Regions from separate parts of the Homo sapiens genome. Here region 1 is linked to region 2. Evidence: read pairs that join two places in POLR2A ChIA-PET (ENCODE). Cell type or tissue: OCI-LY7. All regions are shown on one strand. Each heading gives the region's core, and the rest is flanking DNA. Links, peaks and the distances in the headings are about the cores only.

Region 1 (4,564 bases), core at 565-4,564, 60 kb after region 2:
CAGAATTGAAAGATCCAACAGATCATTACCATGCGCAGCCTTTAGAGGTTAGTTTCTATCTCCATGTTCTTCATATGGATTTTAATATTTAAAACAAATTTTTTAAAATTGCTTTTCATTGCTTTGAGTCATTACAGATGTGTGTGATGTAGTTTGACGTTTTATTCACCATATTTCATGAATATTTCATTAGCCATTCCAAATCACTTTAGAAGAAACGGATTTTGTGGTCTTTATAAAATGGGTCTCAGATGCTAAGTTGAGGTTAGATCTTTTTTTTTTTTTTTTTTTTTTTGAGGCGGAGTCTCACTGTGTTGCCCAGGCTGGAGTGCAGTGATGTGATCTCGGCTCACTGCAACCTCTACCTCCCAGGTTCAAGCAATTCTCCTGCCTCAGCCTCCTGAATAGCTGGGATTACAGGCCCCCACCACCACGCCCGGCTAATTTTTGTATTTTTAGTAGAGACAGGGTTTCACCATGTTGGTCAGGCTGGTCTCAAACTCCTGACCTCGTGATCCACCCGCCTTGGCCTCCCAAAGTGCTGGGATTACAGGCGTGAGCCACTGCACCCGGCCGAGGTTAGATCTTGAGTCTGAGGGAGGGGAGGTGGAAAGAACCCCAGATACTTTACAGTTTGGAAGCCTTTTGATGGGTCTCCGTAGCTACTCAAGGCTTTTTGTATAAACATCTCGGCCTCTCTCAGTCTTCTCATTTGTAAAAGGAGGGTATTTAAATATACCCAGGCAGGTTTTCATGGTAACAGTGGGAATAAAAATATCATAACTTAAGTGCAAGTATTTTGTAAACTGAAAAGTACATGGTAACTGTAAGATGACATTAAATACATTAGTATTACCATTTTATAAATAAGCTCTTAGGCATCTATAAGGGATAATTTTTAAAGATTTGTTAAAATAACCCAAACATAGTAATTTTTTGATTATATAATTATCATAATTTGCTATTCTTTCAAGGATTAATTTCCAATTTAAACCTGTAAGTTACTTATGAATATATAACAACACTCAGAAATTTTTAATGTGTTTATTATAAAATATTTTAGCTCAATGGAACATGAAAGCTAGATTAAATAGCTTTTACTTATAAATTTAATTTATCACTTATAGTCTCGAGACATCTCATGCATTAGAAACTATACTAGCAATAATATAAAGCATTTAATTTTTCTTGCTTGGTAATATTTCTAATATTCAGATAAAATGATCAAACTTTTCAATATTATTAATTCCTTGTGGATTATTGTTTTTGTTCAGGATAACCTTTTTGAATGGCACTTCACGGTTAGAGGGCCCCCAGACTCCGATTTTGATGGAGGAGTTTATCACGGGCGGATAGTACTGCCACCAGAGTATCCCATGAAACCACCAAGCATTATTCTCCTAACGGTAAGAATTTTGGATTTTTAGAGTGCTTGTGGCTTCACTCTTCCTGGTAGCTGCAAAATATAGTAAGCAAATCATTTTCATTAAGAAATAATAGAACAGTATAATTTTGCTTTTGGGGTCCAGGCCCTGGGACTACAATTTTTTTCCTCCAAAATAATTCCTAGGAAGCTGATGCATCTGAGAAGTAAAAATGATACAACTGAATGCATAAATGTCATATCATGGTTGTTAGGATTCAATGAATTAATATATGCCAAGTGCTGGGCATACACATCTGGCACTTCATAAGTACTCACTAAAGGGTAGCTAATGTTATTGTACCTTGTAATCATATTGTCTCCTTTAACTTCCCACCTTTCTTACACTCTCTTCCTCAGTTTTCTCATCTTTACAATGAGAATAATGATACCTACCTCATTGAGTTTATGTGGGATGAAAAGTATCAAGATCTTATTGTATAGCTCTTAGAATAGAGCCTGACACAGAATACTCAATAAGTGTTAGCATTATTATTACTGTTTATATCTCAGATTTTCTCTCTTTCTCTCCAAATTTACACATCTTTTCTTCATGTGAAGGAAAACTTTTTTTTTTTTTTAAGAGACACGGTCTTTCTCTGTTGCCCAGGCTGGAGCGCAGTAGCACGATCATAGCTCACTGTAGCCTCAAACTCCTGGGCTCAAGCTATCCTCCCACCTCAGCCTCCTGAGTAGCTGGGACTATAGGCACATGCCACTGCACCCAGCTAATTAAAAAGTTTTTTGGTAGAGACATGGTCTCATTGGTCTTGAACTACTGGCCTCAGGCAGTCCTCCCATCTCAGCCTCCCAAAGTGCTAGGATGACAGGTGTCACCATCATACCTGGCCAAGGAAAACTATTGATCTAATTCCTCTTTAATTGTTAAGCTTTTCTTCTCTCATTTCCTTTAACTATGTTTAATTATCCCCTAACCTTGAAAAAAGCAAAAACAAACACAAAAACCATTCCCTGTATCTGTTATCACTTTAAGCTGTGCCTATTTTTCTCTTTGGTAACCTCCAAGGCATCCTTTCCGTAGTTTGGCCTGCTGCAGTCCACCTTCCACACATAGTGCCCTGTTGAAACATGAAACTACACCAATCTCAGAGACCAGTTTGAGAAATCTCACTGCTTCTCCTCAGCCTTCATCCTGTTCTCAGTTAAACATCTTACCCACACGGAGTAGCAAATGGTGAAACAACAGGTATTCATCAATAAATACCAAATTAGGCCGGGCGCGGTGGCTCACGCCTGTAATCCCAGCACTTTGGGAGGCCGAGGCGGGTGGATCATGAGGTCAGGAGATCGAGACCATCCTGGCTAACAAGGTGAAACCCCGTCTCTACTAAAAATACAAAAAATTAGCCGGGCGCGGTGGCGGGCGCCTGTAGTCCCAGCTACTCGGGAGGCTGAGGCAGGAGAATGGCGTGAACCCGGGAAGCGGAGCTTGCAGTGAGCCGAGATTGCGCCACTGCAGTCCGCAGTCCAGCCTGGGCGACAGAGCGAGACTCCATCTCAAAAAAAAAAAACATAAATAAATAAATAAATAAATAAATAAATACCAAATTAATGCTGCTTTTACCTCTATTTTGTATAACAGAGAGAACATTTGTTTAAGAGCCAATAGGCCTAGATTCTGACTGGTGCTCTTTCCATTACACTATGGGTGGGTTACACAATGTCTTTAAAATTGTTTTCTCATCAGTCAAAATGAATGTTGTGTTTGGTAATTGTAATCACACCATAAAGTACCTGACATATAGAAGCTGCTTAATAAGTATTAGCTGATATAGAGAACTGCTAATGCTGGCAGTAGAGTTGGAGCAGGGTCCTGGAGACACTCTACTGTGTCAGGAGTCATTTTATTTAGTTGCTAGATCATGGGGAGAGCTAAGTGGTCTTCGGGGAGGGAGGGGCTGGTGCATGGGGAGACTGGTGGTGGTGGAGGACAGTAGTTAGCAGCAGCTCTTTACCAACAAATACAGGTATATTTCAATAGTTAGCCAATGGTATGGTCATACTAACCACACTGGCTGAGAATCAGCCCTGATTTTCAACATTACACTCTTTCTGGTTCACTTCTTTTTTGAAAAGTCTTCTCCAACTTTCATTCAATAAGTATTTATTTATCCTTTCATTCATCACTCCTCTGAAAATCACACCTCTCTCAGAGCCTTTCTCCCCATGTCTTTCCTCACTAACATCTAGTTAGGTGATACTGAGTCCTTAGGTTTCGTCCTGGCCTCTTGAATGTCTTCTCTTTTAGATTCTTTTTTTTTTTTTAACTTGAGATAGGGTCTCACTCTGTCACCCAGGCTGGAGTCCAATAGCATGATCACAGCTCACTGCAGCCTTGATGTCCCACACTCAAATGATCCTCCCACGTCAGCCTCCTGAGTAGCTGAGACTATAGTCACACATACCACGCTTGGCTAAATTTTTTTTATTTTTATTTTTTGTAGAGACAGGGTTTCACTTTGTTGCCCAGGCTGGTCTCAAACTCCTGGCCTCAAGTGACCTTCCTACCTTAGCCTCCCAAGTGCTGGGATTACAGACATGAGTCACCATGCCTGGCCTCTTTTAGATTCTTAACTGAGCCTAGCTCCATACTAGGCACAGGGTAGGACATTAGTAAATCCTCTCCCCTCCCCTCCCCTCCCCCACTCCTTCCCTCCTCCCCTTCCCCCTCCCCTCTCCTTCCCCCCTCTCCTTCCCCCTTCCCCTCCCCACCCCTCTTCCCTCCCCATCCCTTCCCCCCTCCCCTCCCCACTTCCCTCCCTTCCCCCCTCCCCTCCCCTCTCTCCTCCCCCATCCCCTCTCCTCCCCCCTCCCCCCCTCTCCTCCCCTCCTCTCCTCTTTTTTTTTCTTTTCTTGGGGACAGGGTCTCACACTGTCACCCAGGCTGGCATGCAGCAATGCAGTCATAGTTCACTGTGGCCTTGAACTCCTGGGCTCAAGTAATCTTCCTGTCTTAGCCTCCCAAGTAGGTAGGACTAGAGGCACATGCCACCACTCCTGGCTAATTTTCTTTCTTTTCTTTTTTTGGTGACAGTGTCTCACTAAGTTGCTCAAGCTGGCCTTGAACTCCTGGCCTCAAGTGATCCTCCTGCCTCAGTCTCCCAGAGTGCTAGGATTACA
Region 2 (4,000 bases), core at 1-4,000:
GAAAACCAATCAGGAAGTCTATTATCATCCATGGCCATATGTATATATATATCCCCAGATAAAGAACACTTTGTTGCCTTATAGTATTCCACAGACATAAAGGTTCTCAATGCCTAGATGTTCCCTAAGTACCTTTGAATTGGTACTTTACACCTTGACAGTTTTTTGTTTTTTTTTTTGACAGAGTCTTGCTCTGTCGCCCAGGCTGGGGTGCAGTGGCGCGATCTCTGCTCACTGCAAGCTCCGCCTCCTGGGTTCACGCCATTCTCCTGCTTCAGCCTCCTGAGTAGCTGGGACTACAGGCGCCCGCCACCATGCCCAGCTAATTTTTTGTATTTTTAGTAGACACGGGGTTTCACCGTGTTAGCCAGGATGGTCTCGATTGATCTCCTGACCTCGTGATCCACCCGCCTCAGCCTCCCAAAGTGCTGAGATTACAGGCGTGAGCCACCGCGCCCGGCCGACAGTTTTTAAAAATGTCATTGTGGTAAAAACACCTAACATGAGATCTGTCTTAATATGTTTTTAAGCATATAATATGCTATTGTAGGTACACTGTTGTATATCAGATCCCTAGAGCTTACTCAGCCTGCTTGACTGAAACATCATGGCCATTGATGAGTATCTGCATGGGAGGTGTCATTGACATTTGTAAAGGATGAGTGTTACCACCTTGAGAGATGACACTGTGTGCTATGTAGGTGGTCAGTAAATGGCAACCACAGGTTGATGAGAGGTTGGAGTGGGTTGGTTTGAGCTGTTTCGCTGTGGCCAAGGCTAAAACTCCTCAAACATGCCCTCACTTTCACCCAACGAGGTCAGGGGGAAAAGGACCATCAGGCATGGGCTAGCTCAGCAGCCTTCATTCCCTGCTTCAAGCCTGTCACATTTTTACCTCCCTTCTGAGGCCCTGAGTCCTTTCCCAATGTGAGCTGCAGACCAGCAAGCCCCTCAGACTCAACAAGTTCAAATATTTGTTCAGCTGCTTGGTGGCTAGCTGCCTAGCTAGGGTTAGGAAGCCCCTAACCTTCTTGGTGGCTGGGCTGCCAGGTCAGGAACCCAGGGCTTCTGTCTCCCTTGTCCCTCATGCCTAATGTGACACAGATTTGCACTCACAAGTCCTGTTTCCACAGCCTGTGCCTTAGTTCTTTGTCATTTGTGTTCTAGAACAACCTCCTAATTCCATACTGGGACCCGCAAGGGAGTCTGTTTCTGGAGTGAACTTAATGAAATGTAAATCATATTAATCTCCCCTTAAAATCCTTAGTGATTTCCAGGCCGGGCTCAGTGGCTCATGCCTGTAATCCCAGCACTTTGGGAGGCCGAGGCTGGCGGATCATGAGGTCAGGAGTTCAAGACCAGCCTGGCCAACATGGTGAAGCCTCGTCTCTACTAAAAATACAAAAATTAACCAGGTGTGCTGGTGCGTGCCTGTAATCCCAGCTACTCGGGAGGCTGAGGCAGGAGAACTGATTGAACCTGGGAGGCGGAGGTTGCAGTGAGCTGAGATTGCACCACTACACTCTAGCCTGGGTGACACAGCTGGACTCCATCCCCCACCAAAAAAAAAAAAAAAAAAAAAATCCTTAGGATTTCCTCAGTGCTTTCAGGGTAAAATCCAAACTTCCCAGTATCACCCTCCTGAGCTAGCCTGTCACCTCTCCATCAACTAATTTCTTCAAAGATATGTATTGAACTCATGCCATGTGCTACCTTGTATTTTGCCTGTGCATATGTGAGAGAGACAAACAAAAAACAAGTAAACAAACAGGAAGACAGACATACTAAAGATGGACTATTAATAGTAATAAGGACTATTAAAAAGGCCCAGGGTTATGGCCCAGGAAGTGATAGTGCCTGATTTAGCAGTGGGGGTGACATTGCAGCTGGGCTGAGCTGAAGAAGGAGGTCTTCTAGATGGAGGGAAGAGCAAAGTGAGATCCTGAGCTGAGGAACCTTCTGGAAGGCCAGTGTTGCTGGAGGAGAGGGAACAAGTGGAGAAGATGAAACAGGCATGGGTGAGGGGGAAAAGAAGGCATTTGGATTTTATTCTAAATGCTGTGGGGGGCCGGGCGAGGTGGTTCACGCATGTTATCCCAGCACTTTGGGAGGCTGAGGCAGATGGATCACCCAAGGTCAGGAGTTCAAGACCAGCCTGGTCAACATGGCGAAACCCTGTCTACTAAAAATATAAAAATTAGCTGAGTGTGGTGTCAGGCGCCCGTAATCCTAGCTACTCAGGAGACTGAGGTAGGAGAATCGCTCGAACCTGGGAGGAAGAGGTTGCAGTGAGCTAAGATTGCGCCACAGCACTCTAGCCTGGGCAATAGAGCAAGACTCTGTCTCAAAAAAAAAAAAATATATTGTGGGGAAGCCCCTGGACAGAGTGTTGCCTCATCTTGCCTTCAAACTGCATTCCCTAACCTCCAGTTTCCTGAACTTGCAAATCTCTTCCTGGAACAACCTTTCCCTCATTCATCTGTTCCATGCCTCCTCTCCTTTAAGACTCAGATATTACTCCTCCAGGGAGCCTCTCTCAGTGCCTAGAACACCTAGCTGGCCGTGCATGGTAATTGCCAGTTTGTCATGTCTGTATTCCCCTCTGATTGCTGGGGGATGAATCGTTTTTCTTTGTGTCTGCAGCCCTGCCTCACACTTGGCCAGTGTTCAGGGAACCTTCCTGAAATTAGAACAAACTGCCTGCTTGAACATTTCATCTCACTACAGCAACTTTCTGGGTAGGTTGAAGGGGAGCCCTCCTGTAGCGGATTTTTGAAGACTTGTCCCCCGATTGCTCCTTTTAGGGGGGCTGTCATCCTTCATTCTCTTTTGCCTACCTAGAAGCCTGAGGCAGAGGGTAATGCCTAGGGAGGTGTTGGTGGAGAAAGCCCAGCCTTCTGCAGGAGGCTGAGAGGCTGAAGTGCCTCCCTTCCTGGCATAAGCTCACTGCCTCTACCATGCCTATTGTAGAGTGAGACCCTTTGGGGAACTCAGAGCTGTACTCTAGGGGACTTTTTTTTTTTTTTAGTGCCTGTCCTTGAACCCTGGATCCTCAGATTAACGCTTTACCTGGGCTAAGCTACCCAGGCTCTATGAGGTTCTTAAGTGGAGGTACTTGAGGAGAGGGTGAGAGGAGATTAGAGGGAAGATTTTTGTCAGCAGTCCATTTCCGATATATAAGAAACCTTTCCTGATGTAAAGCCATGGCCTACTACATTTTTTACCCTGGCCCACAGTAAAAAACATTTATACTCTGAGCGAGTACCCACATACATGCAAATAAACCCAGGGAAATTTCACCAAGCCGTAATTTTACTCTTGTGCTGTACCATGTGCTCCGATATTTTCTAGTTTTTTGTTTTTAAATCTCTTTATTGTTATTTAATGCTGTTGCTGTTTAATCCCCACAAGTTGATTTTATGAAGACTAATGTGTTCTGACTTAAGGATTTGAAGAGCAACTGGAATGAAGCCATTTTGTAGAACACCTCAAGGAGAAGGTCCCCTGTAAATTTTAATTCATGAGATAAGCAAATTAGACTACAGTTTAGTATTAAATGTTACAAACAGAGCTGATTGGTGGTGAAGGTTCTGGGTGAGCACTCCACCAATACCAGTCATATGACCTTGGGCAGTTTACTTCCCCGAGATTCCTCAGGGGTAGAACAGACTTATGCTCCCTCACTGGGCCGGTGAAGTTTGTAGAAATGTCCCACCCAGACCGGGAATGGTGGGTCATGCCTGTAATCCCAGCACTTTGGGAGGCTGAAGTGGGAGGATCACTTGAGCGTAGGAGTTTCAGACCAGCCTGGGCAACATAGGGAGACCTCGTCTCTACAAAAAAAAAAAAAAAAATAGCTGGGCATGGTGGTACAAAGTGCAGTGGCATAATCACAGCTCACTGCAGCCTTAACTTCTGGGCTCAGGTGATCCTCCTATCTCAGCCTCCTGAGTAGCTGGGACTATAGGCACGAGCCACTACAACTTGCTAATTAAAAAAA

The links. Peaks named below come from ENCODE experiments on the same cell type or tissue, not always from the same donor. Only the 100,000 strongest peaks of a DNase experiment are listed, where the experiment ranks them.
Region 1: POLR2A ChIA-PET joins it to region 2 with 5 read pairs; 9 of 35 experiments call an interaction of 5 or more read pairs at or near these places.

What each region holds. Positions count from the first base shown.
Region 1 is chr6:89,339,166-89,343,729 of GRCh38, reverse strand. UBE2J1 (ubiquitin conjugating enzyme E2 J1) reads left to right here. Exons shown (of 8, transcript NM_016021.3): 2 at 1-47; 3 at 1,275-1,406. Among named protein-coding and RNA genes, the nearest start is that of UBE2J1, 11 kb to the left of the region's middle. In OCI-LY7, for the core only: no CTCF peak of the experiment used is centred there; no DNase peak of the experiment used is centred there.
Region 2 is chr6:89,399,622-89,403,621 of GRCh38, reverse strand. The region is part of intron 1 of RRAGD (Ras related GTP binding D); the gene reads left to right. Among named protein-coding and RNA genes, the nearest start is that of RRAGD, 11 kb to the left of the region's middle. In OCI-LY7, for the core only: no CTCF peak of the experiment used is centred there; a DNase peak (open chromatin) is centred at 1,861.